2 separate regions of the Homo sapiens genome follow, and region 2 is linked to region 1. The links are chromatin loops, found by intact Hi-C in ENCODE. Cell type or tissue: Calu3. All regions are shown on one strand. Each heading gives the region's core, and the rest is flanking DNA. Links, peaks and the distances in the headings are about the cores only.

Region 1 (8,079 bases), core at 1,730-6,729:
AAACCCCAACCCACATGTTTTCATACAAAATCATTTAAGGAAGAGAATCTCATTTGTTATTATAATCAGCAAAGCAGTTTAATAATGACATTAATTCTTTAATAAATTCACCAGATTTCTAAGCCTAAATTTTCCTAAACTGTTACAAATTGACTTCTCAGAACCACAAACCATTCCTACAAGTTAGAAAATTAAGGGCCTGTAAGCCCAGCACTTTGAGAAGTGGGAGGATATCTCCAGCCTGGCAGGTCCAGGCTGCAGTGAGCTGTCATCAGGCCACTGCACTCCAGCCTGGGCAACAGAGCGAGATCCTGTCTCAAAAAAACAAACAAATATAAGAACAGCTGGGGCTTATGCCCCCATTGTATGCTCATTGTCTCATCTTTTTCCTGTCGCCTAAAAATTCCTATCATCTCCAATATCAAGAGAGCTAACAGTTAAAGCCTAACTCTACAACAGTCTTCAGGCTCTAGATGCATTAATAGCAGCACAGTAAGAAATTCAGTCTATGCACCTCTGTAATGCAGTCTATCAAAGAAGCTAAGGGTATCAATCTCAACTCTAGCACATTTACCAGAATAGAACACATCAAGTCTGTTAAGTGATTCTGAGATTCTGAGTTTTGTGTCTGCAAATGACCATAAGGGGTTTTGAGAGACGATAACCATTTAGAAAGTGAAATCAAACAACTGATATTGTAAAACACAAATTTTCCAAGTGCTTTGAAATATATCTAAAAAGTCAAATTAGAGTTAGGGGTGGTGACACGAAACTGTAATCCCAGCTACCCAGAAGGCAGAGGCAAGAGGATCACTTGAGCCCAGGAGTTCAAGATCTGCCTGAGCAACACAGCGAGACCAAAAAAAAAAAAAAAAAAAAGTCAAATTATATATATTTCCACCTCATACAAATAAGTACATTTTCTGTGCATAAATTTCCTTATCTTGTTTAAATTAGATACCTACAACATTTAGTTCTAACAAAGCCATAATCAAGTCCTTGCCACTGAGTTGGTTCATTCTATGACATCACAGTACCAACAATGATCACCTAAATAATTTGGGCAGTTTATCTTGTGCGGAGGGGATGACTGTTAGGAAAGAATTTTCATTAAGTGAATTCTTCTAAAATACGAAGCACAACTAAACTTTCAATTTATCTAGTAGTTTTAAAAAGTCATATTATACATGAAATAAAACCAAAAAACTATAACATTATTAAATTATAGAGAGTAGGAGATAATATAATAATCAGAAAACCGGAACCAATTGTTAACACAGTCCTTGTAGAGTAAAATTTATGTATTTAAATGTGAGTAAAAACATGTATCATTGAGTAACAGGAAAAAATTGGGTAAAACTTGGGTGGTAATATTACAGACACATCATATGTTGTGTCATGACTCAAGAACTTTATTTACTAATTTTGCTTTGACCAGATGTTGCTATTTCAGGTTAGAATAATTATTTCATTGACTGAAGAAGTATTACTGACCTAGCCATCTCATTTCTTTCAAATTATACATTTACATTAATTTCCAAGTTTACAAATAATGCTTTTTATTTCAAAATAAAACAAAACACGTCTAAATTAGTATAGACCTAAACATTAAAATGTTTAACATAATAGACTGAATAAATCAAAAACCGATTTTTCCCCCATTCTCTGTCTAGTTTGGGCACTACCTAAGAAGAGGCTTTATCTTTTGCTGATTATTTTTAAGTATGGTCCTATTAAAATTCATAACTATTTCAAAGGATTTTTTAGAGACCCTGAATTTTTAAAGTAAAGTAATACAGACTCTACTCCGATTATATTGCTAAATATCTTAATTGAATTTTTAGTTAGTTCTTCCCACCTCATGCCAAAATACATATAAAACATATAGATATGTAAAATTCACTTTCACACATAACTTATTATAACAAAAGTATAAGTCTCTCCCTTGTAACCAGAATGTACAGGTAGATGCCATTTGCCCACTAATAAAACCAAAAATAAATCCTATTAGGAAATTGGCCTTTATAAAAACTGCTTAGCTCTCACATGTTTAAAACAAAACGGCAATGATCTTCCAAAACCTTTATTCTCCAACAGTAAAGATAAAATGATGATCACCCACCTGAATAAACATATTTAAACTTAGACCAAATTTAAAAAATTAAATTGAAGTCATCAAAATCTTAATCTGTAAAAGTATTAAATTTTAAAATATATTGTAATATAACCTTTAACTATATATCATTTCATACAAATTTCTAGTTTAATAACACAATATTTCAAATCCATCAGTTGTAACCATTAACTTAAATGTTATAAACATGGCAAGTTACACACAACAATGTTTCCAATTTAAAAAGTATATACTGCTTGATAAAATACATGATGGTACTTAAGTTGTTAAAATAAAATGTAAGAATAAAATCCACACGCTTTTCACAAAAATGTAAATACTTCTTGATTTTGGTGACACCTCTTTTGTTGCAAAACTATATACCAAATATGCAGAATTCACCTATTACAAAAAAATCAAGCCTCATTTCTCTAAAAATCACCTATCCAGACTATGCCAGACTGCGAAGAACTCAAGGGCGGTGAGGTGGAAGAGGTAACAGATAAGGATTAAAAGAATCTCTAAATAATCACAGTAAATGTCACAAAGACCATGGCTCATAAAAGTTCTTCTTCTTACCTATCAGTTCCTATATTAGGCACAATCGTAACTACTCTCTAAAATCATAAAGGACAAGAAACCACATATTTAGAAGGGGAAGGAAGGAAAAAGGGTAAGCACAGCTGCAGCTGCCCTAAGGCATCAGTATTGTATCATAATGACAAACCAATACTGAAAATAAAGTGACATTATGTTGCATATGTTCAGCAATGAAGATATTTTTATAAAATCTTAATACTTAAAACTACGTTTCCATTAACTAAAAAAATAGCCTATCTGGAAAACCTCACATCCTGATGACGCTCAATGTGAGCTTACTATATTTGCTTTTATTCACTCCAGTAAACATTAATCAAACCAGTTTTCTGGTGTAGTTAAAAAATTAACCTGAAAAAAAGTCAAAACATGTCACTGCTTTAAAATATACGCCAGGCGTCACGCCTGTAATCCCAGCATTTTGGGAGGCCAAGGCGGGAGGATCATTTGAGATCAAGAGTTTGATACCAGCCTGGCCAACATGACAAAACCCCGTCTCTACTAAAAATACAAAAATTAGCCAGGCATGGTGGCAGGTGCCTGTAATCCCAGCTACTCAGGAGGCTGAGTGAGGCACGAGAATGCTTGAACCCAGGAGGCGGAGGTTGCAGCCAGCGAGATCGCACCACTGCACTCCAGCCTGGGTGATAAAAGTGAAACTCAGTCTCAAAAAATAAGTTAACTAAATAAAAAATAATAATAGAATATACTTGCTTTCTAAAAAAAGAAATGCACTGAATTACAAAGATTATACATATAGTTCCTCTTGATTTAGGTATATAGATGTGTCAGAACACAATAAAAGACAGGCATGATAATTATGTATTTGTGGAAAAGCTTATATTTAAATAGTGGCCTTCAGAAGAAATATAACATATTTAATCTAAATCTCCTCCCCCTCCCCACAAAACCCCATGACCATCATGGCCACATTTTCACTTTTCCCCTTGTATATTCTCTATAAATATTATGAAGGGAAAAAAGAAAGCAGAAGTAGGAGACCTATTGTACCCATTGCCAGTAAGTGTCAATACCAAAATCTGAGAAGCTTTGGTTAACATAAAATGAAATAATTGTTTAAACTAATATTCGACTTATATAATGTAATCTTTAAAAAAAACACTTTAGGATTCTGAGGTGGGCTTGCTACAAAGGGAAAAAAGTAGCCTATTCTTAACAGGAAATATGTTGCCAAAAACAAATCTATAAGATTTTTTACTTATTGCTGTTTTCTCTTATGTAATTACGAAAACTGCTGCAAGGGGGAAAAGGCAAATATAGTAATAACAAGTAATTTTTTAAAAAACCCCAAAGAACGACTCACTTGAAACAACCTGCTGTTTCCCAAAACATGTTCCCTGAAGAGAGAGCTCTACAGTCCACTAAGTTTGGAAAACCCTTCTTGTTTAGGAGGCTCACCACGCACACTGGCTATTAAAGTTTCTGAGGAGTCTCACTGCAAACAAATATTACTTATTTGGTCCAGCATTACACTATTTTGGACTTCAAAACCTGTTTTTTTTGTACTTGTTTTAGTATACCTATCAACATTCCAAGATATTAAAAGTTCCTCAGAATACCTTCATAGTGATCCACCATAAATATGGAGATACAGATATTTTTAGCTTGTATCAGCACCAATGTGAAGAAAATACAAAAACAGGATCATTATTAGAGCCAAAGAATTGAGGGGGGTGGGAGCAGAAGCTGTTGATTCAATTCTGCTGAGGTTTTTTTTAGCGGGTGGGGAGGAGAGTCCCTTATTTTTAAAAACAAGGCCTGCTCAGGACATTCTGAGGCAATCTAAACATGTCATAAATGACTGTGCCACAAGGGGGAGCCATTATCCATCACTTCTGGCAGATGGTTTCTAATCAAAATAGGCAATATTTAACCAACATTTTATTTCAAAAATACCCATATAACGGCAACTAAAATAAGAACGAAAGTATTATCCATTTTAAAATTAGTAAAATAAAGGGGGAAAGCTTTTTGATTATTATTAGAGCATCTGGTCCCTGACACGATATTTTGTATAGATCAGTTCTTAAGTATTTGGGGAGCATGGGGCAGGCACAATTGGTCAAAATGAAAATTTAGTACAAAGGCAAGCAATGTTTCAAAGATGAAACATCAAATTGCTTTTAGTAGCCTAACACAGTGAATGGCCCCAGCACAAATTCAACAAATGCTAGTGTTCTGCCCCAACTCTACAGTGAAGCAGGTCTAACAGTCAGATCAGATTTAATAAGTTTCATTATTAAAATAATAGACTTTTAATCATCAGTTAACACTTTGACATAAGTTACCTGAGAAATAACTTAGAACCACAATACAATAAAAATAAGATTTAGAGTTTGGAAGTGGAGGAAGGGTGGTTAGAAAACAACTACTCCAGTTTTCACATTCTCACAGTTCTTAGTACAGGGTTCCAGAGTATGTACACTGATTAAACATAGTGACAAGACAGAAATCTAATTTATTTCTTGACAGAGAAAATTCCTATTTTATTTGCCTTTTTCTATCCCTACGGTAGAACACAGGAGCACAATAAATGTCTGAGTGAATATTTGAATGAAATACAGATGCTAGAAAACCTAAAACGAACGTGGTCAACTGCAAATGGCCCCAAATTCTTCCCAGGCCTGTATGCTCACTCCTGTGCAATGTGATTTTGCCACTCCTGTCATCAAGAAGTGGAGTCTATTAATGCGCACACACAAAAAAAGAAAGAATGAATAAAGCCTACGATTTCACTGCACAACAGGGTGACTATAGTCAGTAATAATTGCACATTTTAACTAAAAGAGTGTTGTTAACTGGATTGTTTGTAACTCAAAGGATAAATGCTTGTGGAGATGGACACCTCATTCTCCATGATGCACTTATTTCATATTGCATGCTTGTATCAAGACATCTTATGTACCCCATAAATATATACATCTACTATGTACCCACAAATATTAAAAATTTAAAGGATTTTTTAAATAGGCCGAGCACTTTGGGAGGCCAAGGTGGCACATGCCTAATCCCAGCTATTTGGGTGACTGAGGCACAAGAATCACTTGAACCTGGGAAGTTGCAGTGAGCCGAGATCGCACCACTGCACTCCATCCTGGACAATGACCTGTTAAAATATATATAATTCACAACTTCTACCATCATATAAGAAAATACAAAACACATATAACATTACTATATATACTCTTTTATCGATTAAAAACAGTGCTACTTAATTACCTAGAGGATAGCATTATCATGAATTTCTTTCTTTTTTTTTGAGATGGAGTCTCACTCTGTCGTCCAGGCTGGAGTACAGTGAGACTCTGTCACAAGAAAAAAAATTAAAGTAAAATGAATAAATAACCTAAAAGAAGTGGAGTCTATTTTTCCACACGAATCTGGGTTTCACCATGTGACTTCCCTTTGTCAATGGGACATTAGCAAACACAACACAAGCAGAAGCTTGTACACTGGGGCTTACCCTCTTTCTACTCAATGGAACCCTGTAACCACCACCATGCAAATGAGCCCAGGCTAACCTGTGGGATGATGAGAAAAATGTGGCCATCAACCCAGCTAACATACATCAACCACCAACCATATAAGTGAGGTGTCCCAAGACCCAACTGGTCTGCCAATCATCAGACATAAGAATGAAGCCATATAGCCCCAGCTAAGTTAGCAGAGACCACAAGAACTGTCCAGCAAGCCCAAAGAACTGTGATAAATGAAACCTTTTTTCAAGTCACTAAGTTTTGAGGCTTTTGTTTATACATTTAATACAGCAAAAGCTAACAGATATGGACAGGTTACAAACTTTGGGAAAAGTCCATGCATATGTTTCTATCCTCAAACGGACTTTCATGATACAGTTTCCTAATATATCACTAACCTCAGGGCCACAGCATTAGAGAAATGACATGACCTGTTAAAATATATATAATACCACATGGTCTTCAAACCTTTCAGGCAACCTGCAAGGATACAGATGAAGATGGAAAACAGAATTATACAAGTAAAAAGAATTCCAAAACCGAAGACAAAAGAACAGGGATGTTTTAATCCTTTGTCAGTGTTGTGTATATGTGTTTAATAAAGTTGAACAGATGTAAAAATGAGTATTTGTGAAAGCTACAAGATACTATTACAGAGATAAACACTATCACTACAAAAATCATAGAAACAGCTACATAATTTGTCATCTTTTAGTTTCTACAGAATTTAAAGCAAATTATTTTGGTTGCCCTGATTGTAATTTAAGAACAATAACAAAAACAGAAAACTAGGCTCATGAGGATACAAATTCATCATGAACTTGGTTTGGGTTCCACAGCTATTGGTGGTCAGTACCATCAGGTTGCACAACCTAGGGACTGCCATTCACATCACTGAATGGCTGCAGTGCGCAGCTTCTATCATTATATAAGAAAATACAAAACACATATAGCATTACTATATATACTCTTTTATCGATTAAAAATGGTGCTACTTAATTACCTAGAGGATGGCATTACCATGAATTTCTTCCTTTTCTTTTGAGACGGAGTCTCACTCTGTCGTCCAGGCTGGAAGTACAGTGGCGCAATCTCGGCTCACTGCACCCTCCGCCTCCTGGATTCAAGCGATTCTCCTGCCTCAGCCTCCCGAGTAGCTGGGACTACAGGCGCCCACCACCATGCCCAGCTAATTTTTGTATTTTTTTTATTAGAAACGGAGTTTCACCATATTGGCCAGGCTGGTCTGGAACTCCTGACCTTGTGATCCGCCCAGCTCAGCCTCCCAAAGTGCTGGGATTACAGGCATGAGCCACCACACCCAGCTATAAATGTCTTTAATGCTGCTAAATGTATTTTCCAAACTATATTATATTCTAAAAAATAAAGGTCAGGCCGGGGTGGCTCATGCCTGTAAACCCAAGACTTTGGGAGGCCGAGGCAGGTAGATCACCTGAAGTCAGGAGTTCAAGACCAGCCTGGGCAACATGGTGAAACCCCATCTCTACTGAAAACACAAAAAATTAGCCAGGTGTGGTGGTACGCGTCTGCAGTCCCAGCTACTCAGGAAGTTGAGGCAGGAGAACCGCTTGAACCCGGGAGACAGAGGTTTCAGTGAACTGAGATCATGCCACTACACTCCAGCCTGGATGACAGAGCTAGACTCTGTCTCAAAAAAAAAATAAAAAAATAAAAGTCAGATTTGCACCATTTTTCTCTATCATCTTCACTCTACTCTGTCTTCCCACATTTTTCTAGATCTTTTGAATACTGCTTTTGGACTAGTTTTAACTAGATCAAAGATTTTTCAGAATATAAAAGGCAGAAAAGGGAATTGAAGGATAGTTACTGAATTACAAAGATGTCAGGTAC
Region 2 (8,079 bases), core at 1,795-6,794, 81 kb after region 1:
TCCAAATTATCAACGTCCTATCTTTACTCAGTCTCTGTATTCAAGAATTGACCTTAGGCCAGGTGCAGTAGTTCACGCCTGTAATCCCAATACTTTGGGATGCCAAGGTAGGAGGATTGCTTGAGGTCAGGAGTTTGAGATCAGCCCTTGTATATTAGTTCGTTCTCATGCTGCTGATAAAGACATACCCAAGACTGGGTAATTTATAAGGAAAAAGAGGTTTAATGGACTCACGGTTCCATGTGGCTGGAGAGGCCTCAATCATGGCGGAAGGTGAAAGGCATGTCTTAGGTGGCGGCAGACAAAAGAGAAATGAGAGCCAAGTGAGAAGGGAAACCCCTTATAAAATCATCAGATCTCGTGAGACTTATTCACTACCATGAGAACAGTATGGGGAAAGCGTCCCCATGATTCAGTTCCCACCGGGTCCCTCCCACCACATGTGGGAGTTCTGGGAGCTACAATTGAAGATGAGATTTGAGTGGGGACAAAGCCAAACCATATCACCTTTTCTCTACTAAAAATTAAAATTAATTAAAAAATTAAGCTGGCATGGTACTATATGTCTGTAGTCCTAGCTACTTGGGATGCCGAGGTGGGAGGATTGCTTGAGCCCACGAGGTTGAGGCTGCAGTGAGTCATGATCATGCCACTGCACTCCAGCCTGGACAACAGAGCAAGGCCCTGATGCAAAAAACAAAAAATAATAATTTAACTTAAAGTGATGTCTTGATTGCAGTGTTTATTCTACTTTTTAAAGCCATTGTGGTGGGAAAACAATTTGTTTACATTTGTAGTACAGTTTATGTTAAAGGTTGAAGAAATTGGGAAATATTTTATCTTTAACTCAAGACAGGATGGTGATATGCAACAGTTATAGGCAAAAAATATTTACATTTAAGAAAAAAAGTATCATTTAATCCCATTAGGCAGAAGTGGAGTCAAAAGCAAAAATATGGCTGGTTATGGATGTATGTTTCCCTTCCTGTTCATATGTTGAAACCTAATTCCCAATGTGATGGGTTTTGGAGATGGGGTCTTTGGGAGGTAATAGGTCATGAGAGTGGAACCCTCGTGGATGGGATTAGTGCCATATAAGAAGAGTCCATAGAGCTAGCTCACTCCCTTTCTGCCATGTGAGGATACAAGAAGTCGGCCTGGAAAAGAGCCCTCACCAGAACCCTACAATGGCACTCTGATCTTGGACATTCGGCCTCCGGAGCTGTGAGAAATAAATTGTCTTTAAGCTATCCAGTTTATGGTACTTTATTACACCAGCCCAAACTGACTGAAGATGGGGTCCTACCAAGCGAAATCATAGCTGTGAACAGTGTAATAGTATCTCATCAGCATGGGGAGGGCTATAGGCAAAACATGCACTAGTCTAGCTACTTAATCTTCAAGTATTAAGGACAACCTGTCCTTTTTATACAAGTCATACATTAGACATGTGCCTGAGATTACAAAACACTGTGATCGAGTTTTCAAGGCTAGGGATACACCTCAAACTCAGATGTACTTCTTTGGTGCCTATTTGTAAGTCAGCAAAATCCAGAACTCAGCAATATGTTAATTAATGTATTAATACAGAAAATATTTTTGTGCATTATATTTTCTGCATTTTAGATATTTGTGTGCCATGGAATATTTGATGATTTTTGGCTTTATTTAGGTTAAGTCAACCAAAGCATTTTGAAATGCTGCTTTTTTTTTAACACATGTATTTGTGGGTTTTTGTTTTGTTATTGTTGTTGTTTGAGACAGGGTCTTAACTCTGTCATGCAGGCTGAAGTGCAGTGTCACAATCACGGCTCACCGCAGCCTCAACCTCCCGGGCTCGGGTGATCCTCCCACGTCAGCCTCCTTAGCAGCTGGGATTACAGGTGCCCACCACCACGCCCGTCTCCTTTTTGTATTTTTAGTAGAGACGGAGTCTCACCATGTTGCCCAGGCTGGTCTCAAACTCCTGGGCTCAAGTGATCTGCCCTCCTCAACTTCCCAAAGTGCTAGGATTACAGGTGTGAGCCACCACACCTGGCCTAAATCCACATGTATTTGTAATAGTTTTGCCATTGTTTAGACAGGTAGTTTTAAGATTTTTTAAAGTAATAGAAGCCTTTCTTCAAATTAAATCTTATGTGGAAGTCCAGTATGCAGCAATTATGTTAGGTAGTCATAGAGGACTGGCCATTCGTAAAAAAAAATATACCCTTGTTTTAAATCTTTGTTTCTTGAATTTAGTCTTGAAGTTCCATGTTTTATGACTATGTATTCCATGTTTATTTTATAGTGTGTTAGCAAAATGAAAGGAATGTACATGGATGGGGATGATAAAGATGCTACTGACCTATTATTATAGGGCCTGTGCTTGGAGTTGCTTTTCAGTAATGGGATTGGATTTGTAAGAATCTGTCCATCAGGCTGGGTGCAGTGGCTGACGCCAGTAATCCCAGCACTTTGGGAGGCCGAGGCTCAAGTAGCTCAATTTGCTCAAAAAAAAAAAAAAAAAAAAAGAATCCATCTATCGTCTGGCCGGGCACGATGGCTCACGCCTGTAATCCCAGCACTTTGGGAGACTGAGGCGGGCGGATCACGAGGTCAAGAGATCGAGACCATCCTGGCCAACATGGTCAAACCCCGTGTCTACTAAAAATACAAAAATTAGATGGGCGTGGTGGTGGGCGCCTGTAATCCATCCCAGCTACTCAGGAGGCTGAGGCAGGAGAATCACTTGAACCCGGGAGGCGGACCACTGCACTCCAGCAGAGTGAGACTCCCTCCCAAAAAAAAAGAATCCATCTATCCTCTTTAATTTAGTCCCCTTTGTGGCCACACAGCAGTCTGTGTCCTACACCCTCTTGGTCAAGAATATAATGTCTACTACTCACAAAAATATATTTCTCAGTAAGTGACTCCCCTTCCTCTCATCATTGTTCTTTTAGCAATTTTTGTGCACTATTCATTTAACTATAACTTTGCCACCTTTGGACTCTAATAGACTCAAAAACCTGTTTGTCCAGTTTAGTGTATGTTTGTTTTATTCCCTCACCCATGACTTCCAGTCATATTACTGTAAGCTGATATTTGGAACTACATATATCTTTTGTATGTTTATTTTTTTAATTTTTTTTGCAAGTTTCAGGATCTATATTTTGTTGTTTGTTTGTTTGTTTGTTTGTTTTTGAGACAGAGTCTCATTCTGTCACCCAGGTTGGAGTGCAGTGACACGATCTCAGCTCACTGCAACCTCCGCCTCCTAGGTTCAAGCGATTCTCCTGCCTCAGTCTCCCGAGTAGCTGGGATTACAGGCACCCGCCACCACACCTGGCTAATTTTTGTATTTTTAGCGGAGATAGGGTTTCACATGTTGGCCACACTAGTCCCAAACTCCTGACTTCAGGTGATCTACCTGCCTTGGCCTCCCAAAGCGCTGGGATTACAGGCGTGAGCCACCGCGCCCAGCCTGTATATGTTTAAATTGTCATAAAAACTAACACCCTTTGGGAGGCCGAGGCAGGCAGATCATGAGGTCAGGAGATCGAGACCATCCTGGCTAACACAGTGAAACCCCATCTCTACTAAAAATATTTTTTTAAAAATTAGCCAGGCTTGGTGGCGGGCGCCTGTAGTCCCAACCCAGGAGGCTGAGGCAGGAGAATGGCATGAACCCAGGAGGCAGAGCTGGCAGTGAGCCAATATCACGCCACTGCACTCCAGCCTGGACGACAGAGAGAGACTCCATCTCAAAAAAAAAAAAAAAAAAAGAAAAAAGAAAACCAACACCATGTGGGGATGTTGGGAATAGCAGTTGAATGTTTCAGAATTAGGTTTTTTGTATTTGTGGTATTCTCAGATGGCCCATTTTTCCAAGATCACGTTATGTCATGTGGCTAGTTTGACAGCCCATAAGCCATAGTTCAGGGACATTTTTACCTTTTTCTAAAGGGTATATATAAAAAGATATAAAGAACAAACTATTCAGATAGTTTGGTATCAGTGAATCATTTCAATAAAAATATACTCTGAGTCTTCCTTCTTTCAGCAAATGTTTACTGAGCTCCTACTATATGCTAGCAGTCATTATGCTAAGTTTTAAGTATACAGCAGCAAACTAACTGAACATAATCCAGGCCTCACGGGATAGAGAAATTACACCAAAAAATTATATGCATAATACATTCATACATGTATAAAATCTTCATACCAATTACAAAGGAAATCAACAGGGCTCTACAGAGAGTTAAAGAAGCTACTCTAAAAAGAACAGAAAAGGAATGAGAAGTGAAAGGAATTCCAGCATTCTAGCTGGGTGCCGTGGCATGCACCTGTAGCCCCAGCTACTCAGGAGGCTGAGGCAGGAGGACCCCACGATCCCAGGAGTTCAAGTCTAGCCTAGGCAACATAGCGAGACTCTCATCTCAAAAAAAAAAGAAAAAGAAAAAAACTGTGTTATAGGCTGGGCACAGTGGTTCGCGCCTGTAATCCCAGCACTTTGGGAGGCTGAGGCGGGTGGATCACGAGGTCAGGATTTCAGGACCAGCCTGGCCAAGATGGTGAAACCCCATCTCTACTAAAAATACAGAAAAATAGGCCGGGCACAGTGGCTCACCCCTGTAATCCCAGCACTTTGGGAGGCCAAGGCGGGCGGATCACGAGGTCAAGAGATTGAAAACATCCTGGTCAACATGGCAAAACCCTGTCTCTACTAAAAATACAAAAATTAGCTGGGCATGGTGGCACACACCTGTAGTCCCAGCTACTCAGGAGGCTGAGGCAGGAGAATCACCAGGAGGTGGAGGTTGTAGTGAGCCGAGATTGTGCCACTGCACTCCAGCCCGGGCGACAGAGTGAGACTTTGTCTTAAAAAAAAAAAAAATGAGTAGGATTTGGGGGAGGAATGGCAGAGAAATGACCTGGTTATCTATTGCCAAAGCAAAAGCAAAGCAAGGAAAAATTGTTTTAAAAATACTTTAAAGAACAAGTGGAGGCCAGGTGTAGTGGCCCATGCCTATAATCCCAGAACTTTGAGAGGCGGAGTCGGGTGGATCACCTGAGTTCAGGAGTTCGAGACCAGCCTGACCAACATGACCAACATGGTGAATCCCTGTCTGTACTAAAAATACAAAAATTAGCTGAGCATGGTGGCTAACACCTGTAGTCCCAGCTGCTCGGGAGGCTGAGGCACAAGAATTGCTCGAACTCAAGAGGCAGAGGTTTCAGTGAGCCTAGATCATGCCACTGCACTTCACCCTGGGCAACAGAGTGAGACTCGGTCTAAAAAAAAAAAAAGAAAGTGGAATTTGAAAGTAAAAGCATAATACCATTTATATTAGCATGCCCCCAAAAATTAAATACTTAGGTATAAATCTAATAAATGTGTACAAGATCTGTAAGAGGAAAACTTTGAAAACCTGATGAAAGAAATCAAAGAACAATTAAACAAATATTGAGGTATTTCATGTTTTTGTTTAGGAAAACTCGATATTGTCATGATGTTCTTCCCAACTTCATCTATAGATTCAATGCAGTCCTTTTCAAAATGTCAGGAGATCATTCTGTAGATATAAACAAACCGATTCTAAAGTTTATATGGGCCAGGCGAAGTGGCTCACACCTATAGTCCCAGCACTTTGGGAGGCCAAGGCGGGCATATCACCTGTCAGGAGTTTGAGACCAGCCTGGCCAACATGACATGGTAAACCCCTGTCTCTACTAAAAATACAAAGATCAGCTGGGTATGGTTGTGGGCGCCTGTAATCCCAGCTACTCAGGAGGCTGAGGCAGGAGAATCCCTTGAGCCCAGGAGGGAGAGGTTGAAGTGAGCCGAGATCGTGCCACTGCACTCCAGCCTGGGTGATGGAGCAAGATTCTGTCTCACCAAAAAATAATAATAAAGTATATATGGAGGAGGGAAAAGACCAAGAATGAGCAACGCAATATTGAAGGAGAATAACAAAGTTAGAGGATGGCACTACCCAACTTCAAGACTTACTGGCCAGGCGTGGTGGCTCACACCTATAATCCCAGCACTTTGGGAGGCTGAGGCGGGTGGATTACCTGAGGTCAGGAGTTCGAGACCAGCCTGACCAACATGGTGAAACCCCGTCTCTACTACAAATACAAAAATTAGCCAGGCATGGTGGTGGGCGCCTGTAATCCCAGCTATTCCTCAGGAGGCTGAGGCATGAAAATTGCTTGAACCTGGGTGGTGGAGGTTGCAGTGAGCCGAGATCTCGCCATTGAACTCTAGCCTGGGCAACAGAGTGAGACTCCATCTCAAAAAAAAAAAAAAAAAGACTACTGTAAAGCTACAGTAAGTGGATGCCTGTAATCCCAGCTGCTCTGCAGGCTGAGGCAGAGAATTGCTTGAACCCGGTAGGCGGAGGTTGCAGTGAGCTGAGATCGCACCACTGCACTCCAGCCTGGACAACAGAGTGAGTCTCTGTCTCAAAAAAAAAAAATTGTCACATGTCTAAATATAAAATGCAATGCAAAAGCATGAAAACACCTAAAAGATAAGACAGAATTAAATCCAGATGACCTATGGCTTCGCGGTGACTTTTTAGGTACAACACCAAAGGCATGGTACATGAAAGAAAGAACCAATAAGTTGGACTTCCTTAAAATTGAAAATTTGTGCTCTGCAAAAGACACTGTCAAGTGGATAAAAAGAGAAGCCACAGATTGGGAGAAAATATTTGTAAGACATATCCGATACAAGACTATTATCTAAAATAGACAAAAAATTCTTTGAGAGGGAGTCTCGCTCTGTCCCCCAGGCTGGAGAGCAGTGGCGCGATCTCGCCTCACTGCAAGCTCTGCATCCCAGGTTCATGTCATTCTCCTGCCTCAGCCTTCCGAGTAGCTGGGACTACAGGCACCCACACCACGCCCGACTAATTTTTTTGTATTTTTAGTAGAGACGGGGTTTCACCGTGTTAGCCAGGATGGTCTCAATCTCCTGACCTTGTGATTCACCCGCCTCAGCCTCCCAAAGTGCTGGGATTACAGGCGTGAGCCAACGCCCCCGGCTGACAAAGAATCTTAAAACTCATCAATAAGAAAACACCCGATTAAAAAATGTACCAGGCTGTGCCTGGTGGCTCACGCCTGTAACCCCAGTACTTTGGGAGTCCGAGGCTGGTATATCACTGGAGCCCAGGAGTTTGAGACTAGCCTGGCCAACATGGTGAAACCCCGTCTCTACTAAAAATACAAAAATTAGCCAAGCATGGTGGCATGCCACTGTAGTCACAGCTACTCACTCTGGAGGCTGAGGTGGGAGGATCACTTGAGCCTGGGAGGCGGAGGCTGCAGTGAGCTGAGAATGCACCACTGCACTCCAGCCTGGGCAACAGTGAGACCACTATCTCAAAAAAAAAAAAAAAAAAAAAAAAAAAAAAAAAAAAGACCAAACACCTTGATAGACATCACACCGAAGAAGATATTCAGATGAGAAATAAGCATATGAAAAGATGCTTCTTGTGCAGGATCTGGATTTTTTCTAAGAAAGAAAAAAAGATGCTTCGCATCATATGTCATCAGTGAAATGCAAACACAATAATACCATACCTCAAAAAAAACTATGATGAGGATGATATGTTTTTTAAAGACAGAATCTCCTTCTGTTGCCAAGGCTGAAGTGCAGTAGTATGATCATAGCTCACTGCAGTCTCAACCTCCTGGCAGTCCTCCACCTCGGCCTTGCAAAGTATTGAGATTACAGGTATGAGTCACAGTGCCCATCCTACACACCTATTAGAATGACCAAAATCCAGAACACTGGCAACACCAAATGCTGGAGAGGATGTGTAGCAACAGGAACTCATTCGTTGCTAGTGGGAATGTAAGATGGAAGACTACTTTGTAAGGCAGTTTGGCAGTTTATTAAAAAACGAAACAGGCCAGGCACAGTGGCTCACGCCTGTAATCCCACCGAGATCACACCAGTGCACTCCAGCCTGAGTGACAGAGACTCCGTCTCAAAAAAATAAAAATAAAAATAAAATAAAATAAAATAAAAAATGAAACATACTCTTACCCCATGATCTAGCAATCACACTCCTTGGTATTTAACAA

Evidence for each region. Peaks named below come from ENCODE experiments on the same cell type or tissue, not always from the same donor. Only the 100,000 strongest peaks of a DNase experiment are listed, where the experiment ranks them.
Region 2: a loop joins it to region 1, with 4 times the contacts of the local background. A loop is called at or near these places in 12 of 110 quality-filtered maps.

What each region holds. Positions count from the first base shown.
Region 1 is chr7:77,755,950-77,764,028 of GRCh38, reverse strand. The region is part of intron 3 of RSBN1L (round spermatid basic protein 1 like); the gene reads right to left. Among named protein-coding and RNA genes, the nearest start is that of TMEM60, 38 kb to the left of the region's middle. In Calu3, for the core only: CTCF peaks have their summits at 4,320 and 4,538 (motif pointing right); a DNase peak (open chromatin) is centred at 4,528.
Region 2 is chr7:77,674,741-77,682,819 of GRCh38, reverse strand. The region is part of intron 1 of APTR (Alu-mediated CDKN1A/p21 transcriptional regulator); the gene reads left to right. Among named protein-coding and RNA genes, the nearest start is that of APTR, 17 kb to the left of the region's middle. RefSeq lists a silencer at 6,308-6,482. In Calu3, for the core only: no CTCF peak of the experiment used is centred there; a DNase peak (open chromatin) is centred at 3,669.